3 separate regions of the Homo sapiens genome follow, and regions 1 and 2 are each linked to region 3. The links are chromatin contacts, found by Hi-C or POLR2A ChIA-PET in ENCODE. All regions are on one chromosome and are shown on one strand. The core of a region is the stretch at or near the end of the contact, and the rest is flanking DNA. Distances in the headings are between cores, read along the strand shown.

The links. A loop is a pair of places that touch in the nucleus more often than their neighbours do. ChIA-PET counts read pairs that join two places held with the same protein, here RNA polymerase II (POLR2A). Pooled maps may share reads with other maps.
Region 1: a pooled map shows a loop between it and region 3 (3-fold over the local background). The contact joins the enhancer-like site here to the promoter of CAST in region 3. A Hi-C loop is called at or near these places in 4 of 50 pooled maps. POLR2A ChIA-PET finds 5 or more read pairs at or near these places in 2 of 52 experiments (activated CD4-positive, alpha-beta T cell and activated CD8-positive, alpha-beta memory T cell).
Region 2: a map of PC-9 shows a loop between it and region 3 (4-fold over the local background). The contact joins the enhancer-like site here to the promoter of CAST in region 3. A Hi-C loop is called at or near these places in 2 of 168 maps with a recorded cell type or tissue (PC-9 and naive thymus-derived CD4-positive, alpha-beta T cell), 3 of 37 single-sample maps with no recorded cell type and 10 of 50 pooled maps.

Annotation. Positions count from the first base shown.
Region 1 is chr5:96,278,616-96,282,540 of GRCh38, forward strand. All of the region lies in intron 1 of LOC101929710 (a long non-coding RNA gene), which reads left to right. It also overlaps a transcript of CAST not described here. Among named protein-coding and RNA genes, the nearest start is that of PCSK1, 150 kb to the right of the region's middle. RefSeq lists an enhancer at 1,684-1,733. Within about 2 kb of position 1,661, at least 2 of the 41 ENCODE cell types and tissues checked have a DNase peak (open chromatin) inside an H3K27ac peak, as active enhancers do.
Region 2 is chr5:97,165,292-97,169,818 of GRCh38, forward strand. It overlaps RIOK2 (RIO kinase 2), which reads right to left. Exons shown (of 10, transcript NM_018343.3): 7 at 3,469-3,561; 8 at 2,176-2,700. Among named protein-coding and RNA genes, the nearest start is that of RIOK2, 16 kb to the right of the region's middle. Within about 2 kb of position 2,245, at least 2 of the 41 ENCODE cell types and tissues checked have a DNase peak (open chromatin) inside an H3K27ac peak, as active enhancers do.
Region 3 is chr5:96,661,126-96,663,825 of GRCh38, forward strand. It overlaps CAST (calpastatin), which reads left to right and starts at 1,251. Exons shown (of 32, transcript NM_001750.7): 1 at 1,251-1,372. The coding sequence starts at 1,298. RefSeq lists an enhancer at 904-1,405 and silencers at 968-1,557, 1,748-2,027.

The DNA of each region.
Region 1 (3,925 bases), core at 411-2,910, 380 kb before region 3:
TATTTCCATCCAGGGGAAGAGGAAGATGTCCCCTGCCTACGAAAGACAGCAGAAGATAGAAAACAAAAGCAAAATGGCTTTTTGTGATTACACCTCTTGAGTCCTGCATGCTCAATATACCACTTGTGTATACACACACACATGCATATACACATACACTGTGCATGTATGCACATGCATTCATATTTCATCATGTATCATGCCACACACATGCAGTTACATGCATGTATATATACATATGCATAAATACATGCATCCACATATTTCATCTACTATCTCTCATCATATCCTATAGCTTAAAAAATGTTGTAGTCTTATAATGACCATATAAGCAGCCACTGTTAGCACCATTATGTATAAACATTAAAATCTGTACAGCTATTAATGCTATATCAGAAGGATGGATGATACTCATATTTTCTTGTCAGCATTCTATTTCTTTGAATTAGAGAAAGCTGAAAAGAGAGTATTTCTTTTTCTGCCAAATATCTGGAAACACTTGGTCTCTCGGGTGGACTTCCAGCCAAATGAGGATCTCTGCAGGAATGGAAGAAATCACACACTCTGCTCCAGGAGCCTCTGTTTGCCAGGTCACATTGCTTTACTCTGGATTTCTACCATTTGATCGAAGGTCAGTCCAGAGACTTGAGGCCCACTGTGGTGCTGCAGATGGCCCAGTCTTGCCAGGGAAATGTGTCCCCTTGTGTTTTTGCCAGCTGCGGATCTGAAGATGAGATGTTTGCATCTCTAACACCTCACTTTTTGTGCCAAACCAGGCCTGCACTGCAAGGAATCCCCCTGCCAATTTTCCTTTATTAAAAAGATACTCCTTTCCATGCCCAAGAATAATATTATGGAAAAGGATAACCATTTAGCTATGTTTGACCATGGTCCTAAGGAATTCAGCAGGATCCCACAGAATTCCAAACAACGTATTTTTTAATTCACAAGCAAAGGATGAAAGGCACATTAATAGACATGATAAGAACAGAAGATGGGTAATTCTTCTAGAAGGCTTTACAGTGTCACTAGAGCACCATGTATCAATGTTCTGATTAATGTTCTTATACCACAGCTATACATGGTATACTTGCATTATATTTTGAGTAATAATAAAATATGCTTCTTGAGAAGTTATAAAAACTGAGCTGACCATTAAGGATTTGGCATCTTATTTTGCTGTATGGGAAGACATTTAGCATGTGGTTTCACACCCAGCCTGTAGGAGTTCATCCAAGTTCAGTGGTCCTAGACACAGTCAACATCCTCTTCTTTTAGAGTTCAGATAGCCCCACTAACATTCAGAATCTCCAAGCACACACTGCACCATTTTTTTAAAGCACATCCTTTAGCGCCAGACAACAGGCAAACACTAATGAAGTTCCAGGTAGAGGCATGTTTATTTGTTTTCTGTGGTTCAGAAACCATTTCCGTTTGCTTGAATAACACATTGTCTAAAAGCAATTTCCTTTCTGTCTCCATGGCTCCTTGAAATGGTAAATTATTAAAATAATCAGGCCTACTGGTGCCATAATGAACAAGAGGTGATCTCGTATTGGAGGCACTAAGCAGAGAAAAAGATTTTTTAAATTACCGTAAATTCATTCTCTGGTACTCAACGTTGTGGTTTTTGTTGCTGTTTGGTAGTTCCTAATTCCACTCCCCCAGTCCCCACACACACACTCCTTGGTTCCAATATTGCATTATAAAGATGATTCATATTAGGATAAAGTTTTGTCTCTCAGCCTACATCACTTCTCAGGACAGGTAATGAGTAAGAAGAGAACAATGAAATGACTAACAATGAAGTAGAATTCACAAACAAAACTGAATGAAGTTGCTTGAAAAGAAAATTTTGCTTATAGGTAAGTCTCTGTACGGAGAGAGCCAATGCATCCAGATTCAACTGCTAATCAGAAAATCTGGGTTTTGGCCCCTGCTCTGACACCAACATGACTTTGGGTAAGACCCATACCCACACTAAGCCTCAGTTTCCACTTCTGTAAAATGGTAACACTAGTTACTCACTTTGCTTATTTAAGTATCAAATGAGATAATGTATGTGAAAATACTTCATGAACTATGAACCACTTTACTAATATAAAATACCAGTAGAACAGAACATGTGTTAAAGGTAGAGGTAAGATTTTTTTTTTTTTCTTAACTGTTGTCCTTTTGTATGTATTCACACTAACACTAAGCCCCTGTTACCTCAATTCCTACTCCTAACTGGTCTCTGCGATTCCATTCCACCCTTCAAAATCCTTTCAGTCCCTCCTGTACTTTGAAGCCAGGTGAATCTTCCTGAATTATTAATTTCCAGGGAAATGTCTTGCAAGCCTGTGGAGCTCCATGTGGTGTTTAAAATAATAGAAACAATATGCCCATGGCAAAGGAATAATGTGGATGATAATGTAATCCAGATGTCAGTTTAGACCTCTCTGTCTCTTGAGAATCTGGAGATATCAAGATACATTGATTCTGACTCCCAATTCTAGAGCCCATAATTGGTCAAAATAATGTCATATGCATTATTGAGAGCAATACTTCCTCATGGTTGCTGATTCATCTGGACTTTTATTGTTGTTGTTGCAAATGACAGAAACTCAAGTTTTAACATCCTAAGCAACAAGTAAATAGGCTGGCTTATTTAACTGAAAAACTCAAAAGGTAGCATGACTTTAGGCGTGACTAGATCCGGTGACTCAAATTATATTAACAGAATTCTTTTTGTTTTTGCTCTGCCTTTCTCTGAGTTGTCTTCATGCTCAGGCAGTGTCTCTGTGTGTGGTGAACAGTTGATGAAGGCAATGAATTAACCAAGATTAATCAGCAGTTAATTACAGCTGCAAGTAACAGGAAAAATGCTAAGTGGCTTAAACAAGATAGTTTATTTCTCTCTCACATAAGGGTCTAGTTGTAAGCAATTCACGGCAAGTAAGACAATTATGTCCCCCAGAAGACTTCAGCTGCTTATCATTACAGTTTTCTGCCTTGCCATCCCTGGTTCACAATGGAGCTCCGGCCATGATGTCCATGTCCCAAGCAGCAGATGCGCGAGGAGAGAAGTAATGATGAAGGGTACAAAGCAACTGTTTCTTAAAAAAGGTATCTGAAAGCTCTCACATGACATTTTCACTTACATGGCATTGATGTGGCCATATGTAGCTACATTTTCCAAGGAAGGCTGGAAAATGTAGGCTTTTATTCTACGTATTGTGTAAGACCATTTGCCTAGCTGAAACTTTATTATTGTGAAAAAAAGAGGGAACAGATATTGGAGAACAATTAACATCTTCTGCTAGTAGAAATTCTATTAGCTTTATCAACTCCATGGAGAGAGCATCTTCTCAGGTCCTGTAAAAAACTCCTGGCAACGCTCTTATAGGCTCCACTTGAGTCCTATGTCCATTGTTGAACGATCACTTTCTGGGGTGGTTTGACCAGACCTAGCATGTGCTCACCCCCGTGGTGGTGATGAGGGTAGAGCCGGAAAGGTAACATACGCACCACATGGGATGGATTCCTCCAGGAGAAAAGCTATGTGTGTGTTGGCGGGGTGGGGGTGGGGTGTCTAATACCAGACAAAGGAGGCAGGGAAGCTGGATTGCTATAAATAACAGACGTCCACCACAGCTTCTCTGTCTCCAGCTTCAGCATGAGAACATTCTGTTTTATCCTGTGTCAACTGAGAGGCAAAATTCAGTTCCTTCGCTGAGTGAAAAAAATCTACTTCCGCTATCATTTCTGTACAAAATGGTCAGAGGAACATCTTTCCACATATGTCTAAGTATGACAAAAACCTTAATATTAGCTAGGCAATGAGATGTGAACATTGTATTAATGGAACAAATCCTTGGAGTTGTGCAGTGCATAACCTAAACAACCTTATGAGGCATCCCTGGATACTGTCGTCAGAAATTTT
Region 2 (4,527 bases), core at 995-3,494, 510 kb after region 3:
GAAGATAAAACTACCTACTGTTAAGTTCTATACATTAACAATTTTCATTTTCCAGCATTTTGTTAGTCACTATCAAAATTTAAAAACAGTAGAATGCTTAAGCCATTGAAATTTATCACCTCCCCACAATTCATCTTCCCTTTTCTAATAATCCTCTCCTCTTCTTTCACTGAACTATATAAATCTGTCTCTCCCTATCTAAATTTTTGAGACTCTTTCCACCTTCACAAACAGAAGATATAATGGAAACAGACAGTACTCATTATAGTCAGCTCCACTAGGGTAGGAAAATCTGCAACCTAGAGACTAATGTTTTTCACATGGCTCAAAGTTTCAATATATGCAATGTATAAAAACTCGGACGATATTAACTCCTAACAGTTAATATTTTTCAGCAACATCTGCTGTTCTGCTTTTACTTTGAATGGAAGTTTTGCCCAGCATGTATCCAGAGTGGGAACAAAATTATTGTTCCCATTCTGAGTTTAAAAGACCATTTAATCCTATATAGATTTTCTTCTATCACTGTGATGGTTAATTTTATATGTTAACTTGACTGGGCCTCAGGGTGCCATATATTTGGTTAAACATTAACTTGGGTGTGTCTTTGAGGGCGTTTCTGAATCAATAAACTGAGTATAGCAGATTGCCCTCCCCAGTGTGGGTGGACCTCATCCAATCCATTGAAGGCCTGATGAGAACAAAAAGGCAAAGTAAGAGAGAACTGTCTTTGAACTGGGACATGGGTCCTCTCCTTTCTTTGGATGTGGACTGGAACTTATGCTATTGTCTCTTCTGGTTCTTAGCTCTTTGGATTTGGACTGGAACTGTACCATGGGCTCTCCTTGGTCTCTAGCTTGTTGACTACAGATCCTGGGACTTCTCAGCCTCCATAACCCCATGGGCTAATTCCTTAAAATAAATCTCCTATTTATTCTGTTTCTTTGAAGAATCCAGTCTAATACAATCACTTACTCAAAATCCTGAGCCTCTGTCACCCCTCTTTTCCTTTTAAGCTTCTGATTTAATTTTCCAAGTTTATTATTTAAATGGCAGTAGCCCTGTGACACAGATACACAGCTATATGAAAAAGGAACAAAATTCTCATGTTTTGCTTCAGGAATAAAACTTTAAAGATAAAGGTAGGCTTAAGATATAAGCCCAAACATGTACTGAAAAATGTTTAATAAATGTATTGCTGAACTAATTTTAATTGTCATATTACTATTTTGAAATAAATAAAACCAATATTTCATTTAACTACAATTTGATTCTGAATAAGCAATCCCAAATCCAAAAATTAAGTTTTAGAACTTTTCCTAATCTAAGCTGAGCCTGATTAATATTTACAAAAAAAAATTATTAAAAGAAAACATAATATCATTAGATAATTTTAACTACACATGAACAAAGGATAGAAGGCTCAAGGTACTAGAGAAAATTCACTGCAGATGTTTCATATAGAAAGTACATTTATTGCATGTTTTAATATTTACATGCCTTTACATAACTCAAACACACATCAGATGTGTAATTAGGAAAATATATGAGGAATAACTCATCCATCTAAAACCTGATCAATGTATCCAGAGACCTGCAATAATTTTAAAATCATCAGTTTGTATATATATATATATTTTTGAGACGGAGTTTTTTGCTCGTCACCCAGGCTGGAGTGCAGTGGTACGATCTTTGGCTTACTGCAACCTCTGCCTCCCAGGTTCAAGTGATTCTCCTGCCTCAGTCTCCCAAGTAGCTGGGATTACAAGCACAGGCCACCATGCCCGGTTAATTTTTATATTTTTAGTAGAGACAGGGTTTTGCCATGTTGGCCTGGCTGGTCTCAAACTCCTGACCTCAGGTGATTTGCCTGCCTTGGCCTCCCAGAAGTGCTGAGATTACAGGCATGAGCGAGCCACTGTGCCCAGCCATCAGTTTGTATTTTAAGGCAGAATTACTTGAAATTTAGTCAATAGGCTGCCTAGAATCAGGTCAATTGAAAAGGAAGCTATTTTGAGTTTTTAACAACAAAAAATTATTTGGCTTTCATTTTATACATCAAGGTGGCAGAATACAATTTTGTCACATCATTTGAAAAAAACATTCTTTTACTAGAATCTAACAAAGTATCAGTCTCAAGACTAAAGTTAAAAAGCAATCGACAGAAGTCTATACCTGAAAGGCCTGAATTCTCTATTTAATGACGACAAGGCAATTAGATGAGGGCATTCATCTTCATACTCGTCAGAGCCAGCAGGGACTCCTCCTTGAACTCTCTGACCATCTTGCCTGTTGTAATTTTCAGTTCTGTTTTTCTCCTCAGAAAATTCAGTTACAGAGTTGTTTTCAACAACCTGCCCTTTTATTTCTTCTAAAGCTTGATTGAATTCAGTCATTTCAAAACTCCGTGCATCAGCACTCTCTTCTGATAAACTGTCTTCCTTTATTTGTTCAGGGTCTCCAGATGATCTGCAATAGCAGCCCTCTGATTCTTCTAGACAGTTCCGTTCACTTTCATTTTCTGACCCGTAAACCTCTGCTTTTTCTGCCACTTCTCCATCTGAAAATGAGAATTCAGATCCCTCTTTTGTTTCAATATTTTTATCATCTGGACCTAATGGATGAAGCAGTTCATCATCTGCCTGCATTTCCTTTGTGTAGCCACTGGCAGAAACCTCCACATCAAGAGTGTCTTCTCTCCTAGAAAAAAAAGGCGTCAAGCATAGAAAGAGAGAAAAAATGTTTATCTAAGAGGAGCAAATATCTACTACTCTGATAAATTATGATTCAAGTGAGTTTAATAGCTTATATGTTAAAAATAAATTTTCCTTCCCTAAAATGTAATATTTAAATGACACAGGTAAACAAATATGAAAGGTATATGCTGGCTGTCATTTTAAGAATAAAATAACTGAAAAGCAACAATATAAATAAAAAGGTTATAAAAACCTCAGCTTATGTTTATTAACTTTGTAAATTAACTTTCAAAGGGGGCTAAGGATTTCCTTCAGATTATGTGACTCATCCCAGATCAGAAAATATCTTAAGTGTATAAAATAAATATGAGAAAACTGAGCTTTGAGAATGCACATGATAGTTATGTTTTGAGAATCAATTAAAGATACCTCCTGGTCCTTGATAAAGGAAAAACACAAATTTCAATGAATGTTTGGTGTTATTCCTTATGAATGAGTTACTCAAATAGCATCCAAAATAGAATAAAAGTTCTTGAATTTATAAGAATCTAGATATGTCCGCTTCCTAAAATTCAGTAACAGTGCCTTAATGGACCAAATGCAGGTATTTTCAAGTTTTTAAGTTTCAGTTATGTACTACAGAGCAATGACATCTAACAGTGATTACGTGTCAAAATTTGGAAAGTTTTTTAGATGAAAATGTTAATTTTTAGAAATACACAGACCAGATATTTAAACTGTTCTATTATGTAAAGCAATGGGGAGTACAAACCTGATATCCTTAAAAGTTGGAAAAAGCTCACTTTCGTAGCTGAAACGTTTCATAAAGAAATCTTTAATGCATTTAACATCTCTGTCAAAATACCTGCAAAAGCAAGAATCATTTATGATATAGTCTTTATTGCTCCTCTTTTTCCTTATTAGCCAATGACAATATACTTATTGGTTAATGGTATTGCTCCTCCTTACACAAGGAGATAAAAGATGTTACACAAAAGAAAAAAGATACAAATGAGTTAACCAGTGTGTTTGAAAAACTAAAATCCAAGGAAATCTCAAGGATATAAGCTGTCAATGCCATGCAGTTCCTACGGTTAGGAAAGTCAAGGTTTTGTCATAGTTACTGGTATATAGTTAGATACACTAGGGAAAGATGAATGTGAACCCCAGGAAATAAGATAATGGGCCTATGGTTTGGGGATAGGTTTCCACTTATTCTGTTCGTCCTGAGTCTGGCTATGCTTCTTATCAGCAACACTCACTAGAACCCCTAGCCAACTGAAAGATCTGACGATAAAAAGATATTAATATTAAACAGTTAAGTTTGGAGACTACTGAATTATGTTTATGTATCTTTGTTATCCATTAGCCGATTTGCAATAACACCCAAAGGGATAAATAATGCTACAGCCTATAAAAATAATCTGAGGACATGTTAATCTGGACCAAAAGTAGAACAATATCTGAATATCAGGCTGCCTTTTTGGGCCACCACAAAGCAGCAAAAATGGATTCAATTCTCTAGAAGATTTCCAGACAAGGGAGAATTAAGGACAGGATAATGTGCAATTGACTCTCTTTGAGAAAGATGAAGTTTGGAAATAGGAAGATAATGCCTCTCCTCTTTGCTCACAGGGTACTCTGGGAAAAATACTAATACATTTTAAAAAGACTATTTTATATATGTTTACATCTCCCTACGAGACAGTAACATTTTCTAAAGCATATATAGGGGTTATTTATATCTCAATCTCTAGCAATTAGCACAGCTCCTTGGCCCCAGAACTGGTTCATAAAAATTGAAATTAAATCACAATGTCTCTCCATAGAA
Region 3 (2,700 bases), core at 1-2,500:
CCTTCTGGCCGGCTGTAGTGGCTCACGCCTGTAATCCTAGCACTTTGGGAGGCAGCACTGGGCAGATCACTTGAGGTCAGGTGTTGTTCGAGACCAGTCTGACCAACGTGGTGAAACCCCGTCTCTACCATTAAAAAAAAAAAAAAAAAAAAAAAGCTGGGTGTGACAACGCGCCTGTAGTCCCAAGTACTTAGGAGACTGAGGCAGGAGAATCGCTTGAACCTGGGAGGCGGAGATTGCAGCGAGCAGAGATCGCGCCACTGCACTCCAGACAGAGCGAAACTGCCTCTCCAGAAAAAAAAAAAAAAAAAAAAAAAAGGCTCTGCCTTCTCTCTCTTCAACTGTCTAAACCCCAACGCTGCAGAAAGCGGTGACCCCAAGTCCCAGAATGATGATGCTACTGCAGGGTAACAAACAGGTTTTCTGTCAGGCCTGATTGTGAACCAGCAGCAACTGCAGGCTGACAGTTTCTCACATAAGCACGTAGGGCTTGTTAAATTTCACTTCCAGCCCCAAACCAGGAAGCGCTGTTTAAGATGAGCCCAAGAAGAAAGCAATCTAGCTTCAGAAACAAAACTCGCCAGACTCTAGAAAGACTATAAGGGTTTAAATTTGGGACTGTTCTCCGTTTTGCATTGGAACCTATGTTCTCCTCCCCATAAAAGTTTATTAAAATTCGAAACTGCCAAAAAACAAAGTAAAATCATATAAAACATACACAGGCGCGTGCACGCACGCACACACACACAGACCAATTTGTTTTTGTGATCCGCTTCCTTATCTAGACTGTCCAGGCTTGGGCCAGATTTGAGTTGGTAAACTCTCGCAGCTAAAGCGGAGCAGAATGTAGAAAGAGTATCTACTTCTCCGGATTGTTGGGAGGAGGGTCGAAGCGTAGACTGGCCACGCCCGGGTCCCGCTCTCTCGTTGCACAACTGCAAGCTAGATCTGGGCATCGAAGGAGGAACGCTGCAACCTCCAACCCCTTCTTTCTGACCAACCGGGACCAGAGCAGTGCTGGGGCCGGGGCGGGTCACCGGGTGAGGACCGGGGCGGAGGGTGTTAAGTTACAGGGCAGGAGCCCGGGTCCCTCCGCGGGCAGGAAGGGGAGGGCCCATCGGGGCTAGGGGAACCCCGGCGCAGACCTGGGGTGGGGTCGGAAAAGCTGTTTCATCGCCCGCTCCCGGGCCCTCCGCTCCCTCCCTCCCTCCCTCTCTCCCTGGCAGGACTCCCCGCCAGGCCTCCCCGCCACTCTCCGCGGCGCATTCCGGGAGGCAGCGGCCGCAGCGGCCTCGCCATGTCCCAGCCCGGCCAGAAGCCCGCCGCCTCCCCGCGGCCCCGGCGAGCAGCCGCCGCCCGCCGCACCCATGAGGTGAGTGGCGCTCCTGTCGGCGTCGCGGGGCTGGGCGATGGGGTACCGGGTCCCGGAGCTGTGGCCGCCCTCCCTGGGCGTTGCCAGGCTGGCGGGTCTGCAGTCCCCGGCGCCCCCGCGGGGCAGGGAGAGGGCTAGGGGCTTGGCCGCTGCCAGGCAGGTGGCTGCAGGTGGCTTCGGTTCCCCGGCCGGGTCCAGTGCGCTGGGCGTGGCGTTGGCCGGGTAGAGTGGAGGGGGGGACGCGTCAAGAAAAGTTGGCTGGTAAGACGTGGGTGAATGAGGATGAGGATGAACGGGGAATGAGGTTCACTCAGGACCCCCGAGTGAGTGGGGTGGTTTCACTGGACAGCGGGATGTAGTCTTCCGCGCTAAGGCCGGGCCGCAGGGCGTGGCTGCCTGGAGACGCAGAGCCTCTTCCCTAACCAGCCTCGAGCCAAATTGGGCGGGCGAGGAGGGGCGGGGCCTGCGCCGGGCCCCACCCCCAGGGTTCTGCCCACCTGGCAGCCGCCTTGGGATGTGCGGAGCTCAGTGCCAGCCCGGTCCCGGCCAAGCGGAGTGTGAGCCCGGCGCCTCCAACGCAACACCCCGCGCCCTCGCCGGCTCCCCCGCCGTGCGGATCGGAGCCAGCCGGTTGTTGCCATGGCATTCGCCAGCTGGTGGTACAAGACGGTAAATAGGAGCGGTTGTGCCTGGGCAGGACCCGGAAGGGAGTGTGTTGGAAGGGAGTGTGTTTGCTTTGCCCTTCTGGGCGTGCGGATGAAGCGTTGTCCGGGGTTTGGCGGGGAAGGGGTGCGGACCGGGTGCGACCTCCTCGCAGACCTTCAGGTTAGGCTCGGGGAGAGGCAGGGGACTCACCCTCTTGTGGTATGTATGAGCGCGCCCGAGCGTGCGCGGCGCATGCACCTCTCTCGCCCCGATGTCAAGCACTATGCTCTGCTGGCGCTCACAAGTGGGATGGAACTGGAATTGTTGCTGGAGGAATTCTGTCTAGGAGGTGGATTCCTGAATGCACTAGGACGCAGCTCGCAAGAGCTTTGATCTAGAGTTCTTTTTTAACCCCTAAGTAAAGTTCAAAACTTTTAGAGGGCGATTGTTGGACGTACATTCGCCGACGCAAAGGAGAGGCAGCTGCAATGTGAGGCAAGGAGAAAATCCCAAACATCAAGGGGCAGAAGCAACTGAGATCTGAGACCAAGACCCTTGGAGAGAGCGGTGGAGGGGTGGAGGAAAGAAAGCGAGAAAGTGAGAGAGGGAGGGAGAGAGAGACAGCGCGCACAAAAGCGAGCTTCTCTGCACTTTATTACTTTGGATGAGGGACAAGAACATTC